2 separate regions of the Homo sapiens genome follow, and region 1 is linked to region 2. A link is a loop called in an ENCODE intact Hi-C map of the cell type or tissue named here. Cell type or tissue: stomach. All regions are shown on one strand. Links, peaks and the distances in the headings refer to the core of each region. The heading gives the core; the rest is flanking DNA. Region 1 overlaps SRRM3 (serine/arginine repetitive matrix 3). Region 2 has its middle 16 kb from the start of SRRM3.

The links. Hi-C counts contacts between places; a loop is a spot of excess contacts. Peaks named below come from ENCODE experiments on the same cell type or tissue, not always from the same donor. Only the 100,000 strongest peaks of a DNase experiment are listed, where the experiment ranks them.
Region 1: it touches region 2 in a loop (2.5-fold over the local background); 89 of 110 quality-filtered maps call a loop at or near these places.

What each region holds. Positions count from the first base shown.
Region 1 is chr7:76,269,136-76,279,538 of GRCh38, reverse strand. The region is part of intron 11 of SRRM3 (serine/arginine repetitive matrix 3); the gene reads right to left. Among named protein-coding and RNA genes, the nearest start is that of HSPB1, 28 kb to the left of the region's middle. RefSeq lists a silencer at 694-743 and enhancers at 6,313-6,402, 6,413-6,522. In stomach, for the core only: no CTCF peak of the experiment used is centred there; no DNase peak of the experiment used is centred there; H3K27me3 peaks cover 4,711 bases.
Region 2 is chr7:76,180,502-76,190,904 of GRCh38, reverse strand. No RefSeq gene overlaps it. Among named protein-coding and RNA genes, the nearest start is that of SRRM3, 16 kb to the left of the region's middle. RefSeq lists an enhancer at 4,715-5,380. In stomach, for the core only: no CTCF peak of the experiment used is centred there; no DNase peak of the experiment used is centred there; H3K27ac peaks cover 429 bases; H3K27me3 peaks cover 527 bases.

The sequences.
Region 1 (10,403 bases), core at 2,205-7,204, 89 kb before region 2:
CCTGTCCTTGGCCCTCCATCTAGTAGCAGTTGACTGTCCTTGTCTGTTTGTAGGTCTGTTCCTCCCCGAAAATCCTCCGATCACCACTACCAACTTGACTTTTAGCACCTCCAGGGCAGATGTGGTATCTGATTCACCTCTGTAACATCACTTTTTATCACCGAACTTGGCACCTAGTAAAACTTTGATTCTGTTTGCTAAGGAAGGAAGCGAGTCCTAGAAGCCAGGTGGTGCCTGGACCAAGCTCTTTTGGCAGGCTGTTTCTTTTTTCTTTCTTTTTGAGAAGGCATCTCACTCTGTCTCTCAGGCTGGAGTGCACTGGCGTGATCTGGGCTCACTGCAACCTCTCCCTCCCAAGTTCAAGCAATTCTCCTTCCTCAGCCTCCCAAATAGCTGGAACTACAGGCGTCTGTCACCACATCTGGCTAATTTTTGTATTTTTAGGAGAGACGGGGTTTCACCGTGTTGGCCAGGCTGGTGCTGGTCTCGAACTCCTGACCTCAAGTGATCCTCTGTCCTCAGCCTCCCAAAGTGCTGGGATTACAGGCGAGAGCCACCGAGCCCGGCCACTGGCAGACTGTTTGGATGAGAAGACAAAAGATGCTGCCACCTCTCAGGGCACCTTGCCGCTAGGGACTGGAAGGAGCACAGTTTCCTTGGCATGGCCCTGGGTGTTTCCTACAGAGGGCAAGGTGCTGTCCAAGCCTTTCCCTGCAGGGCTGGAGCTGAGCTGAACATGGAGGTAGACCCAGGAGGTCAACCTCATTGGTGGAAAGGCACAGATGGCTCCTGATTGGTGCCTGAAGCAGCCAATGAACACTAGCCATAGCTGCCCAAAGCCAATCAGGCCATGAAGACCTCTCCTGGGAGAGCTTAATGTCTCCATTTGGGGCAGACACAGGCATAAGTGGGCACAATGGATATTTCCTGGTTTTGGGGTGCCCCTCTGAGCACCCCTGACTCTCCTGATCACAAGCTCACCCCTCACCCTAGGCTAGGAGAGTTGGAGGCTGGATTGGCCCCTCTTTCATTTTTATTTTTTTATTATTTTTGAGACAGAGTCTCGCTCTGCTGCCCAGGCTGGAGTGCAGTGGCACGACCTCAGCTCACTGCAACCTCTGCTTCCCGGGTTCAAGCGATTCTCCTGCTTCAGCCTCCCAAGTAGCTGGGATTACAGGTGCCCGCCACCACGCCTGGCTAATTTTTATATTTTTAGTAGAGACAGGGTTTCACCAAGTTGGCCAGGCTGGTCTTGAGCCCCTGACCTCAGGTGATCCACCTGCCTCGGCCTCCCAAAGTGCTGGGATTACAGGTGTGAGCCATCGTGCCCGGCCTTGGGTTGGCCCCTCTGAGATGGCAGTTGTGTTCTCAACAGGAGACCATCAGCTCCCCTAACACATACTCCCCCCACTCCAGGAGGCAGCCAGGCAGCCAGTGCCCCAGAACTTTCAAGCGCCCCCAGCCCACCATTCTTTTCCCTCAACAGGAGGCAAATGAGAACTTCTCTGGGATTTTTATATTTGCAGTTTCTGTCCTATACCCTGGGTCGTCAAAGAGTGCAAAGTGAACACATATGAGGTGGGGGAAGCTTGGGAGCCAATTCACAGTAGTGCATAACTCAAGCTGACGCTGGTCTCCTTCTTTAAGAAATCTTTGCTTGCTACTTTGGTTAGGGGAGGCAGTGCAGCAGGGCAGAGTACGGAACTTAGGAATCAGCCTGGCTGTGAACCCTGGCTCCAACTCTGGAGTTTGAACCTGAGCCAGCTACTTCTTCTTTTTCTTTTCTTTCTTTCTCTCTCTCTCTTTTTTTTTTTTTTTTTTTGTTGTTGTTTATTTGTTTTGAGACAGAGTCTCACTCTATTGCCCAGGCTGGAGTGCAATGGCACGATCTTGGCTCACTGTAACCTCCACCTGCCAGGTTCAAGTGATTCTCCTGCCTCAGCCTCCTGAGTAGCTAAGGGATTACAGGCGTGAGCCACCATGTCAAGCTAATTTTTTTGTATTTTTAGTAGAGACGGGGTTTCACCATGTTGGCCAGGCTGGTCTCGAATTCCTGGCCTCAAGCGATCCACCTGCCTTGGCCTCCTAAAGTGCTGGAATTACAGGCATGAGCCACCCCGCCTGGCCTGAGCCAGCTGCTTCTGACTCAAAGAAAGGAGCCAACAGTAGGCGAGGAAGACCACAGGCCGTGATGGGTCCTTCCCACAGATACTGCAGAACCCTCCTGACTTCCCACTACATTATGCTGAGAGTGGGATGGGAGTGTTAGGAGCAAAAAGGGTCTAGGTTGGATGGCTGTTCACCCCCATCATGGTCCTGTCCCCTACCATCAAGGTCCAAGCCCCCAAGTCCAATCCCCTGTGCTGATCCAGATCCTTCCTGCCTGCTATTTTTGAAGACCAAGTTCTTCCCCACTTCCTTCTCATCTCCTCCAAGTCACGGGCCTGCCATGGCCCAAGATGATAGTCACTGGAAAAGTGGAACACCCTGGAATCGGCCCTGGTGTGAGTTTGTTGTGACGCCTTAAGGCAGTCACCTGACGGTGGGGAGCCTCAGTTTCCCCATTGGTAAAATGAGGATAAGCGGAGTCTTTGCTGGGTCAGCCTATATTGGGGTTGGGAGACTTTTCAGAGTACAACCAACTCATGGTCCTTTCACAGGGTCAGAGCAGTGCAGGAAGGACTGGGGGACCCTATGCGGTGTCCACCAAGTACCAAGATGGCAGAGGATGGGAGGAAGGCACCTCTCATGTCCTTCTCCACCCATCCCTCTGGAAGTCCTCAGGAAGGGGTCACCATGCGCCTGCCAGAGTCTGAGCCTCGTCCTCAGCTTGGCTGGGTCTCATGCTTCCTGGGAAGATCCAAGGCCAAGCACTATGGGATTTCATAGGATGCTCAGAGACCTCCGAACCTCCCCTCCAGGAAGCTGCTTTTTGTGCCTTGGTGCCTCTTGCAGGGATCCCCTCTCCCCACCTCCCACCCACAGCCTGGCTAATGCCTATTGGCATCCCTACCCTCAGCTCCAGGGCGCCTTTTCCAGGCTGCATCACGTCCGCTCCTCTATGATCCCATAGAACCTGGTTCCTTCCTTCCATATGGACTCTGCCAGGCCGTGCTAGCCAGGGGGCTGCCGTGGTGAGCAGGAGCTTCCCACTCACATTTCAGCTTTTCCCCTCTCATCATGCTCAGTGGTCTTCGTCCGTCCTCCATCCTGGGAGGCCCAGGTCTGCCTGCCTCTCTCCTGGCATGGACATCCAGATGGGGCCTGGCACAAAGGAGGTGCTGGGCACATGTCTGCTTAGTGTGTGTGGGAACGAATGAATGAGTGAGTGAGTGAGTGAATCAGGGACCTCGCCTGCCTCTGAGCCCTGTTCCCAGGAGCCCCTCCTCTCCTTTTTATGACTTGCTACCTGACATGTTTTCTTTTGCTTGTGTAATATATATATATATATATTTTTTGAGATGGGGGTCTGGCTCTGCTGCCCAGACTGGAGTACAATGGTGCAATCATAGCTCACTGCAGCCTCCAACTCCTGAGCTCAAGTGATCCCCCCACCTCAGCCTCCTCAGTAGCTGGGTCTACAGGTACACACCGCCATGTCTGGCTATTTATTTTATTTTATTTTTAGTAGAGATGGGGTCTTGCTGTGTTGCTCAGGCTGGTCTCAAACTCCTGGCCTCAAGTGATCCTCCTGCCTCGGCCTCCTAAAGCATTGGGATTACAGGCATGAGCCACTGGGCCCAACCTTTGGGTAAGAAATTTCTGAGGGTCAAGTGGAAAAGATGGTGGAAGGGAGTAGCAAGGGGCAGTGTGTTCACCTGGTCCTGGTACTCTGAAGGACAAGAACAGGTAAACACCTGAGATGTTTTACTCTTGCTTCCTTTGAGGACTTAGATGACCACCCAACTCGTGGGTCCCTGGTCATATCAGAAACTCCTCAAGGACGGACCCTCCTCTTCCTCATGGGGCTTCAACACAGTTTCTCCTGTCAGATCACCAGCACTTTCCTTCTTTTCTTTTCTTTTTTTTTTTTTTTTTTTTGAGGGAGCAGGGACTGAGTCTCGCTCTGTTGCCCAGGCTGGAGTGCAGTGGTGCAGTCATGGTTCACTGTAGCCTCAAATTCCTGGGCTCAAGCGATACCCCTGCCTTAGCCTCCTGAGTAGCTGGGACTACAGGTGGTACCACCTCGCCTAGCTTGCCCTTTCTTCCTTTCCAAGAGCCACTTGCTGTCTGCCCTCCTGGCACCACCCAGTGTTGAGGAGGATGCTCTGAGTGGGTGAGCTCCCTGACACCTGCCTCCGGGATAAACATGGGGTGGGGTAGGGATGAGTGGCTGGGCCTTCTCTTTTCAAAGCTGAAGATAGAAGCCCGTGTAGGCCTCATAATGGTTGGAATGCTGAATGTCTTTTTCTTTTTCTTTTTTTTTTTTTTTTGAGACTGAGTCTTGTTCTGTCACCCATGCTGGAGTGCAGTGGCACGATCTAGGCTCACTGCAGCCTCTGCCTCCCGGGTTCAAGCGATCCTCCTGCCTCAGCCTCCCAAGTAGCTGGGATTACAGGCATGTAACACCATGCCCGGCTAATTTTTGTATTTTTAGTAGAGATGGGGTTTTGCCATGTTGGCCAGGCTGGTCTCAAACTCCAGACCTCAAGTGATCCGCCCACCTCGGCCTCCCAGAGTGCTGGGATTACAGGCGTGAGCCACTGCACCTGGCCAGAATGCCAAATTTCTGTAGCTGCTCCCAGGTGGGAAAGGAAACAGTTTAAAGGGCAGGGGTGCGGAGGTGGGGTCCCCTAGGGTCCACCTCTGACTCTAGTACCCTCAGTGTGGCTGGATGAGCCCTGGGCTGGGAGTCACAAGTCCCAGGACCTAGTCCTGGTTCTGCCGCTGCACCCTGTGGGCCCCTAGTCCCTGCTGGCTGTTCTTTTGGAATTGTTCTGCTCTGAGGGTTCACATTAAGCTGCTCAAATTCAGAAGATGGAAGGATGCTGAGGGTAGAAGGAGCCCCTGTCTGAGTTGGATCATGGACCAGGCAGCGGGCAGGTAAATTACCTGTAAATTGTCTCACAGAGACTTTGCTAAGTAGGCCTTCTAGGTCTCAAACCTGCTCCTGGCCAGCTCACTGCCCTGCCCACTGCCACCCCAAATGAATCTACTAATTGCACCCAATAGATGGAAGCTGGAAGCTCAGTCCTGGTGCCCGTTGCTCCTCCAGAGCCCTGCAGCTCCCACCCCAAAGCTCCATCCTGCAGCCAGGGAAGGACTTGAGGAAGCCCAGAGTTCCGTTTGGCCCAGTAGGCCCCCAAGGATGGGATGGGGCTTTTCCCTTGTGCCTGACCTTGGCCAGAACTTCCTCCAGGATCTGAAGGCCAGGAGGCCCCGCACTGGCTCCTCTGTCACTGCCTTTTGCCCGAAAGGGCCCTGAAGGCCAGCGGGGTGACCGAAGTCCCGGGGGCTGGCAGGGATGAAGGGTGAGGAGGGGCTTCGCAGCTACTCCAGACAACAGAAATCAAATTGGCTTCACTGCAGCATACAGTTCAGGAAAGAAACACAAACTTGGAATGCTAAACCACACAGAAATGCATTCGGACAACAGAATGAGAAAGAAGGCGTGAAGGAGGATTTAGGGGTGGAAGTCAGGGATGGAGAGGAAGAAGGAGGGAACAAGGAAGGTGAAGAAGGAGGGGAGATGGGCTAGAAAAGTTGGTCGGGGAAAGTCAAGAAAACCAAATGACAAACCAGGAAACATAGCTTTGTAGCTCATTTGAAGAAAGTGCAAGTTACAAATGAGTAGTCACTAAAATAAAGAAAGAAAAGGGAGGAATATGAAACCAACCAGGGCAAGATTGAGAGAGAGAAAGAAAACCACATTCAAACCAAGCAAAGTGGCAGGGCTTATCTGGAGATGGGAGCGAGAGCGCACAGCGGAGCTGGGATACCTACCTTCTCAGTGCTCAGGGACAGGAATGCAATAATAAAAAAGAAAAGAAGGTCTCCGCATTGGGAATGCAGAATGGGGGAAAGACAGTGACCCTAAACTGTGCTCCCCCTCTGAGCCAGTAGATGGGTGGCCAATGTGGCTTTTGTCTCATCCCAGGGATGGGAGGGGGCTCTTGCACGGCCATTTCTGTTTGCTCTTTTTTTTTTCTCCTTTTTAAACAATGGGTTCCACTAGCCAAGCTTTCTTTATTGTTCAAACAACAGAAAACCTCCATAGAGCATGCAGGAAGCAGCTGATGGAAGAGAACCACAGGGTGGGCTACAGAGGGGCTGGCAGCATGGGAGAGAGGCCCATGCCGGGGGAGAGGGATGGAAAGGAAGAGAGAGAGACAGGAGGCAGACAGAGAGACAGACGAACAGACAAAGTCAGGCAGAGATAGAAATGGGAAGAGAAGGAGAAAGAGAAACAGAAAGACAGAAACAATGACAGAAGCAAACAGAAACAGAGAGGCAGGAAGAGAGAAAGGTGCCCCCAGACAGAAAGAGGAGACAAGCACTGTTTAAACAAGGCCAATCGGAGTGGACAGATGGGTGAAGGGAAAACGCGCATTTAAAAGGGAAGGCAACCACAGAGCCGATCTGGAGGAGTGGCCCTGCCTCAGGTCAGTCCCACTCCTTTCCCTCTGGCTTTGGCATCCTTTTAGCAAAATTCATCCCTTTTGCCTTTTTCTGTTCCTGTATAAGGCAGGTCAGGGGGTGCCTTGGCACCTCTTCTTGGGGGTCACCCGAGGCTGCCCATTACATGATAAAATTTGGACCACAGGGAGAAGCCAGAGAGAGCCCCAAGGCCATGATCCTGAGCCTTCTCTGCCACCCTCACCTAAGGGTGTCACCTTCCAGACAGCCCCGGACACTGTAGGGTTTTTTGTTTTTTGGGGTTTTTTTTTGAGATGGAGTCTCGCTCTGTCACCCAGGCTGGAGTGCAGTGGTGCGATCTCAACTTACTGCAACCTCTGCCTCCTGGGTTCAAGTGATTCTCCTGACTCAGCCTCCCGAGTAGCTGGGACTACAGACAGGATGATAGCTCACTGTAGCCTCCAACTCCTGGGCTCAAGTGATCCTCCCACCTCAGCCTTCCAAGTGGCTGGGATTGTAGGCATGCACCATCACATCTGGCTAATTAAAAAAAATTTTTTTTTTGTAGAGATAGGGGTCTTGCTATGTTGCCCAGGCTGATTTCAAACTCCTGGTCTCAAGCGATCTTCGTGCCTCGCCCTTCCAAAGTACTGGCATTACCGGCATAAGTCACTGTGCCTGCCCCATCCCCTGAAACTTCTAACGCTAGAGACTTCTAAGGTGAGCAGGTGGCCCCTGGGACAGGAATGCAATAATAAAATAGAAAAGACGGCAAACTCTGTATACTCTTTTTGGGCCTTGGGAGGGTGAGCCTAGCACCAGGTTGTGCTGGTGGGGGCTGGAGGGAGGCCAGTGAAGGCACCAGGTAAGACTGGACAGGAGGGCTTCTCCCAGGAGGTCTCCTGATCAGTATCTTCCTCTTTCATCCTACATTGTGTGACCTTGAGTGACTCTCTTCCCTCTCTGTGCCTCGATATTTATTTCCCCACATGTATGAACTGTGAGGGTTTAGGGTTCCCTGAGTCACAGAAGAAACAATCATATGAGTTTCTGTAATGTGGGGGCCACCTGCACCCAGGTCTCTCAGTGTAGGCAGACCTTGGCCTAGGGACATGAGAGAGCAGGAAGCTGATTTCTGGATGGGTCTGATGGGGGAAAGCAGGAGCTGAGTCAACCAGCAACCACCTCCCAAATCCTCCTTCTGCTCAGGGCTCGTGGACTGTGCTTCCCATTTTCCACCCTCTCCACAGCTTAGCTGGAGTCTAGAGGTCAGAGTCAGAGGGCTGGAGTCTATTTTTTGTTGTTGTTGTTGTTTGTTTTGAGACAGGGTCTTGCTCTGTTGCCCAAGCTGGAGTGCAGTGGCGCAATCATGGCTCACTGCAGCCTCAAACTTCTGGTTCAAGCAATCCTCCTGTCTCAGCCTCCTGAGTAGCTGGGATTACAGGTGTATTCCACCATGCCCAGCTTTTTCTTTTAAATTTTTGTAGTGACAGGGTCTTGCAGTGTTGCCCAGGCTGGAGTACAGTGGTGCAATCATGGCTTACTGCAGCCTTGGACTCCTGAGCTCAAGTGATTCTCCTCCCTCATCTCCCTCAGTAGATGAGACTATAGGCACATGCCACCATGCCTGGCTGATTAAAAATATATATATATTTTTTGTAGAGATACAGTCTTGTTCTGTTGACCAGTCAGTCTGGAACTGCAGGCCTCAAGTGATCCTCCTGCCTCAGCCTCCCAAAGTGCTGGGATTACAGGTGTGAGCCACTGCGCCCTGCCTGGGGTCTACTTTTGGATCTACCTCTAAATAGCTGTGTGACCTTGAGCCAGTCACTTGACCTCTCGGAGCTGCAGTTTCTCCTGTAAGCATCAGAACCCAGAAAGTCCTGTGGGGTTCAACCATCACCTGGGATGGGCCAACAAAGGGGTTTGTTGGGAGTAACCACATCACTGGCCTCAGTCTCGAGATCAAGATGGATTTTTTTTTTTTGAGACAGAGTCTCGCTCTTGTCATCCAGGCTGGAGTGCAATGGCACAATCTCAGCTCACTGCAACCTCTGCCTCCTGGGTTCAAGCGATCCTCCTGCCTCAGCCTCCCAAGTAGCTGGTTTTACAGGTGCCCACCACGCCTGGCTATTTTTTTTTTTTTTCCGAGACGGAGTCTCACTCTGTCACCTAGGCTGGAGTGCAGTGGTATGATCTCCGCTCACTGCAACCTCTGCCTCCCAGGTTCAAGTGATTTTCCTGCCTCAGCTTCCCGAGTAGCTGAGATTATAGGCATGCACCACCATGCCTGGCTAATTTTTTTGTATTTTTAGTAGAGACGGGGGTTCGCCATGTTAGCCAGGCTGGTCTCGAACTCCTGACCTCAGGTGATCTGCCCACCTCAGCCTCCCGAAGTGCTGGGATTACAGGTGTGAGCCACCATGGCCAGCCGAATTTTTGTATTTTTAGTAGAGCTGGGGTTTCATCATGTTGGTCAGGCTGGTCTTGAGCTCCTGACCTCAGGTGATCCGCCCCCCTCAGCCTCCCAAAGTGCTAGGATTACAGGTGTGAGCCACTGTGCCCAGCCCAAGATGGAATTTTTTGCTTGCCTGAAGTGTCTCAGCTAAACTCTGCCAGGTGCCTTCAGATCTCTCCTTCCTCCACAGTTTCCTAAGGATCTGAGTCTGAGGTCTGACACTGATGGTCCTGAACAGCCTGTCCTGCTCCCTGTCCCCTGTGTCCAGCCCATTATACTAAACTGAACCGAGGAGTAGCAGCAAGCTCCAAGAAGCTCCCTGGGCAACCCAGGACAAGTCTCTTCCCCTCCCTGGGTCTCCCGCTTCTCTCCAGCTTCCTGGGGAACGCAGCAGCACAGGCTGCACCACTATAGTTAATTTAAAATCTGCGGCAGCTCCAGCCTGTGCCTGGAGTTGAAAGGAGGATTTGCTGCCGCTGCTGACTTGGCAGGAGCTGTTGGTGTGGGAGTGATTTTTTTTTTTAGAGTTATCTTCCCTTTTAAATTCAGATTACAAAGGAAAAAAAAGTATATAGAGATGTGTATATGATTAATGTTCACTTAAAATTCAAAAGCCATCTCTGCATTAAGAGGAAAGGTTCCCACAGTAACACACACAAAAAGAAAATTCTAGAACATAGAAGATAGAAAAAAAAAACCCAGAGAGATAGTTTGCATTTCTGTACATTAAAATAGGGAAAAAAAAAAAGAAAGGAAAAGGAAATAAAAACAAAACAACAGAAAAAGTTACATAAACTTGCCCACCCTCTTCCCTCACCAGCTAAACAAGAAATGGAATCACAGTATTACCACGTTTCAAATGGGAGGCTAAAAAACAAACAAAAACATAGACGGGGTTAAAAAATGTTGAGCTTTCCTTTTTTTCCATTTGTTTCTCTCTCTCTTTTTTTCTTTTCTTTTTTTTTTTAAAGGTATCGTCCAAGAATACCACCCCCAGTATTTTTTCCCGAAGACGGTTTCGTTCATGGTAAAGTCTGGGACCCCTCTCCCATCCCCCATCTCACTTTTCTGCATATGAGCAAGAACTAGCCTCTTTTGACTCCTCAGGGGTCTTTTTAAGGCAGAGAGGCAGGGATCTGAATGCAGGTTTGAGACCCGGGATGCTCTGAAGTCCCAGATCTCCCAGGGCCCCAAGGGTGAGGGATAGGATTTGGGGACCATGCTTGGTGAAAGGAGTCACAAAATGCCGTCTCCAAGAAAACTCCCAGGGCTGTGCCAAACTAGAGTCCCATGCTGGGAGGGAGACAAGATGTGGGTGCTTCAGAAGCTCCCGCCCCAAGGCTGGTGGCTGGGTCCCCTTCCCCGACTG
Region 2 (10,403 bases), core at 2,835-7,834:
CAAGGAAGGTTGAGAATGTTCTGTTTCTTGAGCTGGGTGCTGGATGCATGGATATGTTCAATTTGTGAAAATGCACTGGGCTCTGTGTGTACAATTTCTATACTTTCTTTTATTTTAGAGACAAAGTCTTGCTCTGTCACCCAGGCTGGAGTGCAGTGGCACCATAATAGTTCACTGCAGCCTCGAACTCCTGGGCTCAAGTGATCCTCCTGCCTCAGCCTCCTGGGTAGCTGGGACTACAGGTGCACGCCACCATGCCTGGTTCATTTTTTAAGTTTTTTTGTTTTGTTTTGTTTTTGTAGAAATGAGGTCCTGCCATGTTGCCCAGGCCGATCTTGAACTCCTGACCTCAAATGATCCTCCTGCTTCAGCCTCCCAAATTGCTGGTATTACAGACATGGGCCACCATGCCCAGCCAGATTTCTATACTTTCTGCAATAAAAGTTTTTTAAAATGCCCAGTAGCTGGGTGTGGTGTCTCACGCCCGTAATCCTAGCACTTTGGGAGGCCGAGGCAGGTGGATCACCTGAGGTCAAGAGTTTGAGACTAGCCTGGCCAACATGGTGAAACCCCATCTCTACTAAAAATACAAAAAATTAGCCAGGTGTGGTGGCGCATGCCTGTAGTCCCAGCTACCCGGGAGGCTGAGGTAGGAGAATCACTAGAACCCAGGAGGCAGAGGCTGCAGTGAGCCGAGATCGCGCCAGTGCACTCTAGCCTGGATGACAGAGTGAAACTCTGTCTCAACAACAACAACAAAAATTGCCCAGCCCAATAGAGGGAAGGTTAGGATGAGGAGAGAATGGGGTGATGATGTGGGCAGTGGTAGAGGGCAGAGGACAATGGTGGCCTGAGGTGCAGCTCCTCTCTCTCTTTTTTTTCTTTTCTTTCTTTCTTTTTTCTTTTCTTTTTTTTTTTTTTTTTGAGAGACGGAGTCTCACTCTGTTGCCCAGGCTGGAGTGCAATGGCACGATCTCAGCTCACTGCAACCTCCCTCCGCCTCCCGGGTTCAAGTGATTATCCTGCCTCAGCCTCCTGAGTAGCTGGGATTACAGGTGCCTGCCACCATGCCTGGCTAATTTTTGTATTTTCAGTGGAGACAGGGTTTCACCATATTGGCCAGGCTGGTCTCGAACTCCTGACCTTATGTGATCCACCTGCCTCGGCCTCCCAAAGTGCTAAGATTACAGGCGTGAGCCACTGTGCCAGGCCCCCCGCCTCTTTCCTTGGCCATCACCTACTCATCATAGTCCCTTCATCCCATACTGGGGACCTGTGTCCAGGTCCACTGGGCAGGTGCCCGGCCCAGGGACCCTCACCCCCAAGGATTGTGCAGTGGGCTGTCTCTCCTTGGAGGCTGGGAGCACTGAACCTGGGTCCCCGTGTTCCGACTGGGGGCAAGATGCCAGCAGAGATAGCAGCTGAGGCTACCTTGGACAATGTGACCCAGTTTCATCTGCATCTGTCTGCCAGGAGAACAGATTCAGTCACCTGAATGTATTGCACACATCCACACCCACATGCCAGACTCACACACATCTACCATGTATTGTATATCATATATACATGCCACACACGCACAGCCATGCATCCCCCACGCTTTTCTACACGCCCCCCTCACACCCCATGATATGCTCCATGCACTGGCTGTATTTACACACCTCTTTCACCCCGTGAGAATCAAACTTCAGGCACACCCCACACCCATGCAGCTCCCAACATGCACAACACACACACTCCCTTATAACTAGACTGGCCAACATGGGGAAACCCCGTCTCTACTAAAAATACAAAAATTAGCCGGGCGTGGTGGCACATGCCTGTAATCCCAGCTACTCGGGAGGCTGAGGCAGGAGAATCGCTTGAACCCAGGAGGCAGAGGTTGCAGTAAGCCGAGATTGTACCACCGCACTCCAGCCTGGGAGACGGAGCGAGACCCTGTCTCAAAACAAAAATGAAAACAAAAACACATGGGCACCCATGCCTGTGCAGCCATGCCTAATATACCTGCCAATGCATTGGACCCTGCCTGTGCAGCCATGCCTAATATACCTGCCAATGCATTGGACCCTGGCCCGCCAAACTATCCTCAAAAAACACCCTGGCCTCCGAATTTTCAGGGAGATTGATTTGAGTAATAATTCCGTCTCCCACGTGGCATGGCTAGCTTCATGTCAATTACACTCTTTCTTTATTACAATGCCGTGGTCTCAGGGAATTGGTTTTATCTGTGCAGTGGGCAGGAAGAACCCATCGGGCAGCTACAACCCCCAGCCAGGCACAGTCCCAGAGTGAGCCCAGGGCAGCTATTGTCTTTATGGGATGGCCATCCTGTGCCAGGTGCCTCCTGGGCCTGGATGTGGGGTGGGGGAAGTTAGCAAGCTGAGGCTGAGAGTAGAAAATGTAGCCTGTAGAGGTGGCTATCCGAAGGAAAAGCACACCCACACTGACTTGGAGCCCCAGCTACCCAGAGACAGGAGGAGATGGACTGAAGTTTCCTTCATGAGGTCCTAGCCCGAGGCCCCATCTCTTCCACAAGGCCTTTCCTGGTTGTCCAAGGGGCCCCAGACTCCAGAGAAGCCCAGGCAGCAGAAGTCTTTTTTTACTTTTTTTTTTTTTAGAGACAGGGTCTCGCTCTGTCGCTTAGGCTGGAGTGCAGTGGTGCGATCATAGCTCACTGCAGCCTCAACCTCCTAAGCTCAAGCGATCCTCCTGCATCAGCCTCCCTGGTAGCTGGGACCACAAGTGTGCTAATTTTTATTTTATTTTATTTTGTCTTATTTTATTTTTTAGTAGAGACGGGGGTCTCACTATGTTGCCCAGGCTGGTCTTGGACTCCTGAGCTCAAGCAATCCTTCTGCCTCGGCCTCCCAGAGTGCTGGGATGACAGGCGTGAGGCACCTCACCTGGCTGTAATTCACGTTTTGTTTTTTTTTTTTTGTTTTTGTTTTTTGTTTTGAGACAGAGTCTTCCTCTGTCACCCAGGCTGGAGTGCAGTGGTGTGATCTCAGCTCACTGTAACCTCTGCCTCCCGGGTTCAAGTGATCCTCCTGCCTTAGCCTCCCGAGTAGCTGGAATTGCAGGTGCCCATCACCACGCCTGGCCAATTTTTGTATTTTTAGTAGAGATGGGGTTTTACCACATTGGCCAGTCTGGTCTCAAACTCCTGATCTCAAATGATCCACCCACCTCTCCCTCAAAGTGCTGGGATGACAGGCGTGAGCCACCGTGCCTGGCCTGTAATTCATATTTTATGTCCACATTCTCGCTCCACTCCTCCTGCAGGGCTATTTCCTTTATCCCTTTCTTTAAGTCTACTCATATTTGTACTAAGCTGTGTTCTAGGCAGTGCCGCCCAGGATGTGGTAGGCTCAATGCACTGGTTTCTAGCATTTCTGATACCCATATTCGCATATGTGAATTATTCATTATCCACAAAATGAACGTGTCTAAGTCATATTGGCACCCCTTGGAGATGCCTGGCTTGGCTCCCAGCACCAGGCCCTGCCCAGAGCTCCTGAGACAGTCTCACTCCCGCCCACAGCCAGGCTAATGACCACAGCCAGGTCAATGACCCCACTCCCTTACCCAGGAGAAGCACTTTGGGGTAGGGTCTGCTGGGGCTCAGAGGATTCAGGTGCCACCCACCCGTCAACGTGCTGTGTGACTGCAGGCTAGGTCTTCTACTCTGAGTCTGAGCTTGCTAATTTCCCCCACCCCACATCCATGCCCAGCAGGGCACAGCGTGCCCATCCCATAAAGACAGCAATAGCTGTCTTAGGCTCACTCCGGGACCGTGCCTGGCTGGGGGCTGTAGTCACCCAATGCGTTCTTCCTGCCCACTCCACAGACAAAACCAATTCCCTGGGACCACAGCATTACAATAAAGAAAGAGCGTAGGCCAGACGCGGTGGCCCACAGCTGTAATCCCAGCACTTCGGGAGGCCTAGGCGGGCGGATCGCCTGAGGTTAGGAGTTCAAGACCAGCCTGGCCAACATGGCGAAACCCCATTTCTACCAAAACAAAACAAAACAAAAATTAGCCAGGCATGGTGGTGGGTGCCTGTAATTCCAGCTACTCAGGAGGCTGAGGCAGGAGAATGGCTTGAACCCGGGAGGTGGAGGTTGCAGTGAGCCAAAATCGTGCCATTGTATTCCAGCCCAGGCAACAACAGTGAAACTCCATCTTAAAAAAAAAAAGAAAGAGTGTAATTGACATGAGGCTGGCCACCCCACATAAGAGATGGAATTACTACTCAAATCAATCTCCCCAAAAATTTGGAGGCCAGGGTTTTTTGAGGATAGTTTGGGGGGCCAGGAAGTGCACATCTGGGTGGGGATACATGGCCAGTTGGTGGGTCTGGATGAAGCAATCAGTCGTCAGAAATGCAAAAACCTGGCCAGGCGCAGTGGCTTATGCCTGTAATTCCAGTAGTTTCGGAGGCTGAGGTGGGAGAATTGCTTGAGCCCAGGAGTTTTTGACCAGCCTGGGCAACATAGCGAGACCCCACCTCTACAAAACTCAGCTGGGCATGGTGGCACATACCTGTGTTCCCAGCTACTTGGGAGGCTGAGGTGGGAGGATCACTTGAGCCCAGGAGGTCAAGGCTGCAGTGAGCCATAATTGTGCCACTGCACTGCAGCCCAGGCAACAGAATGAGACCCTGTCTTAAAAAAAAATAAAAATAAAAAAATAAAAATAAAAAAGGCAAGATGGGGGTTGGTTAGATCAGATCTCCTTCACTGTCATAATTTTCTCACTGTGGTAATTTTTGCAAAGGCGGTTTCAGGGCAGCGCCTCTCTGCCTCTCCATGTGTAATGTGGGGTGAACAGCCTCCCTCAGAGGCCTCCTGGGACTCTGTGAGATGGCAGATGGAAGATTCCAGGCGACAAGATGCTCTGCGTGCAGACATTTCCAGGGTTTGCTCTAGGGTTTGCAGCAGGAGCTGGGAGGGTCCCACTGCACCCCTCTTTTCTGAGCCAGACATTTTAGCCGAGCTCAGCCCAGCCTGGGGTATATCTGCCATCAGTCACCACTGTCAAAGCTTACCGTACCCAGCCCCCGACACATACACACCCAGGCACATGTCACTGCCTTCCCCCAACACAGAATCAGGCCCCAGCCCATGAAGGGAGCATTTTCAGTACCCGCAACCACGGCCCCAAACAGGCGACCTCCCTCCAGGGCTGCAGCGGAGTTAACCTAATTCCGGGCCTGCGGTCGGCCTGGCACACTGGCGCCGGCTCACAGCTCACAGCCAGCTGGGAGAATACAAACCAGAAGGATCCCGGGGCAGGGAGGGATTGGGGAGCCAGCAGGACGCGAAGGTGTTATTTTTAGGCAGCAAGGTGGGGCTTGAGGTGGATCTGGTGGCTTAGGGAGGAGGGGGCTCCACACAATGATGGGAGGCTCCAGTCAGAGGGACAGGGTGGCATGCGTGTGGCTTCTCCTTAGAGGTACCAGGCCGGCCTGGGGCTTCCAGGAAGGTGGGGAGGGGTCCGAGAATCGGAAAGGGGATTACCGTGGCTTCCTGCCAGAGCTGTCCCTGCTGGGCCTGGGAGAGACACAAAGCACACGCAGGGGTTTTTGGGACAAAGAGGCCAGCTAGGGGGAGTGAAATGGCTCTAAAGTGGGCAGAAGGTTGGGCATCGTGGCTCACACTTGAAATCCCAACACTTTGGGAGGCCAAGGCAGGAGGACTGCTTGAGCCTAGGAGTTTAAAACCAGCCTGGGGAACATAGCAAAGCCCTATCTCGACAAAAAAATAAAATGTTTAGCTGGGTATGGTGGCACATGCCTGCAATCCCAGCTGCTTGGGAGGCTGAGGTGGGAGGATTGCTTGAGCCTAGGAGGTCCAGGCTGCAGTGAGCTATGATTGCACCCCTGCACTCTAGCCTGGGAGGCAGAGCAAGACCTTATTTCAAAAATAAAATAAAATAAAATAAAATAAAATAAAATAAAATAAAATAAAATAAAATATAAAAATAGTGGGCAGGGCTGGGCACGGTGGCTTACGCCTGTAATCCCAGCACTTGGGGAGGCCAAGATGGGCGGATCATGAGGTCAGGAGATCGAGACCATCCTGGCTAACACGATGAAACCCCGTCTCTACTAAAAATACAAAAAAATTAGCTGGGCGTAGTGGCGGGCGCCTGTAGTCCCAGTTACTCAGGAGGCTGAGGCAGAAGAATGGCATGAACCCGGGAGGTGGAGGTTGCAGTGAGCCGAGATCGCACCACTGCACTCCAGCCTGGGTGACAGAGCGAGACTCCGTCTCAAAAAAAAGAAATAAAAAATAAAAATAAATAAAATAAAAATAGTGGGCAGCCCAGGCGCAGTGGCTCATGCCTGTAATCCCAGCACTTTGGGAGGCCAAGGTGGGCGGATCACGAGGTCAGGGGTTCGAAACCAGCCTGACCAACATGGTGAAACCCTGTTTCTACTAAAAATAAAAAATTAGCTGGGCGTGGTGGCGCACGCCTGTAATCCCAGCTACTCAGGAGGCTGAGGCAGAAGAATTGCTTGAACCCGGGAGGCGGAGGTTGCAGTAAGTTGAGATCAGACCACTGCACTCCAGCCTGGGTGACAGAGTGAGAGTCTGTCTCAAAATAAATAAAAAATAAAATAAAATAAAATAAAATAAATACCAAGGTGTCCGTGGGCTGTGTTCCTTCTGGAGGCTGTCGCAGAGAGCTCTTTTCCTTCCCTTTTCCACCTCCTAGAGGCTGGCTGCATCCCTCAGCTCATGGTTCCCTCCTCCATCTTCAGAGCTAGCACTGCAGCATCCTCAAATCTCTCTCTCTCTGTCTCTCTCTCTCTCTCTCTCTCTCTCTCTCTGGCCTGCATCTGGGGTCACATCTCCTTCTCTGATTCTGACCCTCCTGCCCACTTTTAGGAGAACCTTTATGATTACATTGGGCCCACTGGGATTTGTAGGAGAACCTTCCCATCTCAAAATCCTTAAATGGCCATGCATGGTGGCTCATACCTGTGATCCCAGCACTTTGGGATGCCGAAGCAGGAGGATCGCTTGAGCCTAGGAGTTCAAGACCAGCCTGAGTAACATAGTGAGACCCTGTCTCTACAAGACATTTTTTAAAAAATTAGCCAGGTGTGGTGGTGTGTGGCCGTAGTCCCAGCTACTTGGGAGGCTGAGGTGAGAGGACCACTTGAGGCCAAGAGTTCGAGGCTGCAGTGAGCTATGATTGTACCACTGCACTCCAGCCTGGTCAACAGATTGAGTCCCTGTCTCTAGAAAACAAACAAACAGACAAACAAAAACCAGGGTAATCATAAGGGGTTGCTGCATTAAATGCCAAGACCCACACACAAGTCCGGGAGCCATGTTAGAGTAAGGGGTTGACTTGATGACATGCTTTTTATTTTTAAATTTTTAAAAAATATTTATTTATTTATTGTTATTATTATTTGAGACAGAGTCTTGCTCTGTCGCCCAGGCTGGAGTGCAGTGGCATGATCTTGGCTCACTGCAACCTCCACTTCCTGGGTTTAAGCAATTCCCCTGTCTCAGCCACCCAAATAGCTGGGATTACAGGCATGTGCCACCATGCCCGGCTTTTTTTTTTTGAGATGGAGTCTTGCTCTGTCACTCAGGCTGGAGAGCAGCGGCACGATCTTGGCTCACTGCAACCTCCGCCTACCGGGTTCAAGTAATTCTCCTGTCTCAGCCTCCCGAGTAGCTGGGACTACAGGTGCCCACCACCACACCTGGATAATTTTTGTATTTTTAGTAGAGCTGGGGTTTCGCCATGTTGGCCGGGCTGGTCTCGATATCCTGATCTCAGGTGATCCGCCCGTCTTGGCCTCCCAAAGTGTTGGGATTACAGGCGTGAGCCAACGCGACTAGCCGCATATTTGAATTCTAATTTCACAAGGAATACTTCTTGTATATTCTGATCCTTATTAGGAGGGACTTCTCACTGTGCAATATTTCACTGTACAAAGTGTATTCGTGTGCTGGGGCTGGCAGAACAATGTACCATGAACGGAGCAGCTTAAACAACAGAAATTTACTGTCGCACAGCTCCGGAGCCTGGAAGTCTGAAATCCAGGTGCCAGCAGGGTTGCTTCCTATTGAGGGCTGTGAGGGAGGATCTTTTCCAGGCCTTTCCCAGAGCTTCTGGTGTTTGCTGGCAGTCTTTGGTGTGGCTTGGCTTGCAAAAGCATCACTGCATCTCTGCCTGTATTATCACATGGCCATCTTCTCCCTGGGTGTTGTGTCACTGTGGCTGTCTCTGTCTCTTCTCTCTCTCTCTCTTTTTTTTTAAATTTTTTTTTTCAAAGCATCGTACTCTGTTGCCCAGGCTAGAGTGCAGTGATACAATCATAGCTCACTGCAGCCTTGACCTCCTGGGCTCAAGCAATCCTCCCACGTCAGCCTCTTGAATAGCTGGGACTACAGGTGTGCATCACTGCACTTGGCTATTTTTTAGAGATGGGGTCTTGCTATGTTGCCCAGGCTGGCCTCAAACTCCTGGCCTCAAGTGATCCTCCCACCTCAGCCTCCCAAAGGGCTGGAATTACAGGTGTGAGACACCACACCACACCACACCATGCCAGCCCTCTGTTTCCTTTTTTTTTTTTTTTTTAATTTTGAGACAGAGTCTTGCTCTGTCACTGTCACCCAGGCTGGAGTGCATTGGAACGATCTTGGCTTACTGCAACCTCCACCTCCTGGGTTCAAGCAATTCTCCTGCCTCAGCCTCCCAAGTAGCTGGGATTACAGGCATGCACCACCATGCCCCACTAATTTTTGTATTTTTAGTAGAGATGGGGTTTTGCCATGTTGGCCAGGCTGACCTCAAGTGATTCACCCTCCTTGGCCTCCCAAAGTGCGGGGATTACAGGTGTGAGCCACCGTGCCTGGCCCCTCTTCTTTTCTTATAAGGACACCAGTCACATTAGATTAGGGGCCCACGCCACGCCAGCACGACCTCATCTTAACAAATGACATCTGCAAAGACCCTGTTTCCAAATAAGGCCATATTCTAAGGAATTGGGGGTTAGGACTTCAATGTATGACTTTTTAGGGACAAAATTCAACACATCCCACTAAATACATGGAGTAAAAAGTTGACAGTACACAATACACATTCCAAAGGCAATTTCCATCTCCACTCTAGAAGTTTGTCCTTCAAGACCTTTTTCTATTTGTTGATTCATTTATTTATTTGAGACAGGATCTTGCTCTGTCGCCCAGGCTGGAGTGCAGTGGCTCGATCATAGCTCCCTGCAACCCCAGGTCCTCAGCTCAAGTGATCCTCCCATCTTAGCCTCCCAAGTAGCTGGGACTACAGGCACACACCACCACACCTGGCAAAATTTTTTTAGTTTTGATAGAGACGAGGTCTCACTATGTTGACCAGGCTGGTTTCGAACTCCTGGGCTCAAGCAATCTTCCTGCCTTGGCCTCCCAAAGTACTGGGATTACAGGCACGAGCCACCGTGCCCAGCCTCTATGCTTTTATATTCAACTGCAAATACATTTTACCCCCATATATGGAATCCTACGATACACATCTGTTGTCATCTAATAGGCTGGGGAGAGGCTTTGGAGGCAGATCAGCACTTCGTTTATTAGCTTTGGCCTTGCGGAGAGAATAGGGAATAGTGAACCCACTGGGAAACCACTCCAAAGCCCTGCATTGGGACCCTCCCTTTGGGCCAAAGCTTGGTTGGGGAGGGGGCAGCTCTGTGGGTGTGTGCTGGGGGTCAGCACCTTATTCTTGGGCCCTTCGATCTCCTGCTCATCTGCAGGGAGGACGCTGGTTTTTTTGTTTGTTTGTTTTTGTTTTTGAGACGGAGTCTCACTCTGTCGCCCAGGCTAGAGTGCAATGGTGCAATCTCGGTTCACTGCAACCTGCATCTCCCGGGTTCAAGCAATTCTCCTGCCTCAACCTCCTGAGTAGCTGGGACTACAGGTGCACGCCACCACGCCCGGCTAATTTTTTTTTTGTATTTTTAGTAAAGACGGGGTTTCACTGTGTTAGCCAGGATGGTCTCGATCTCCTGACCTCGAGATCCGCCCACCTCGGCCTTCCAAAGTGCTGGGATTACAGGTGTGAGCCATGGCGCCTGGCCTACTGTGCTATTAAAATAATTACTCACTAGGCCACGTGAGGTGGCTCATGTCTGTAATCCCAGCACTTTGGTAGGCTGAGATGGGTGGATCACCTGAGGTCAGGAGTTCGAGGCCAGCCTGGCCAACAATGTGAAACCCCATCTCTACTAAAAATACAAAAAATAGTATGGCATGGTGGCGCATCCCTGTAATCCCAGCCACTCCGGAGGCCGAGGCAGGAGAATCGCTTGAACCCGGGAGGCAGTGGTTGCAGTGAGCCGAGATCGCGCCACTGCACTCCAGCCTGGGCGACAGAGCAA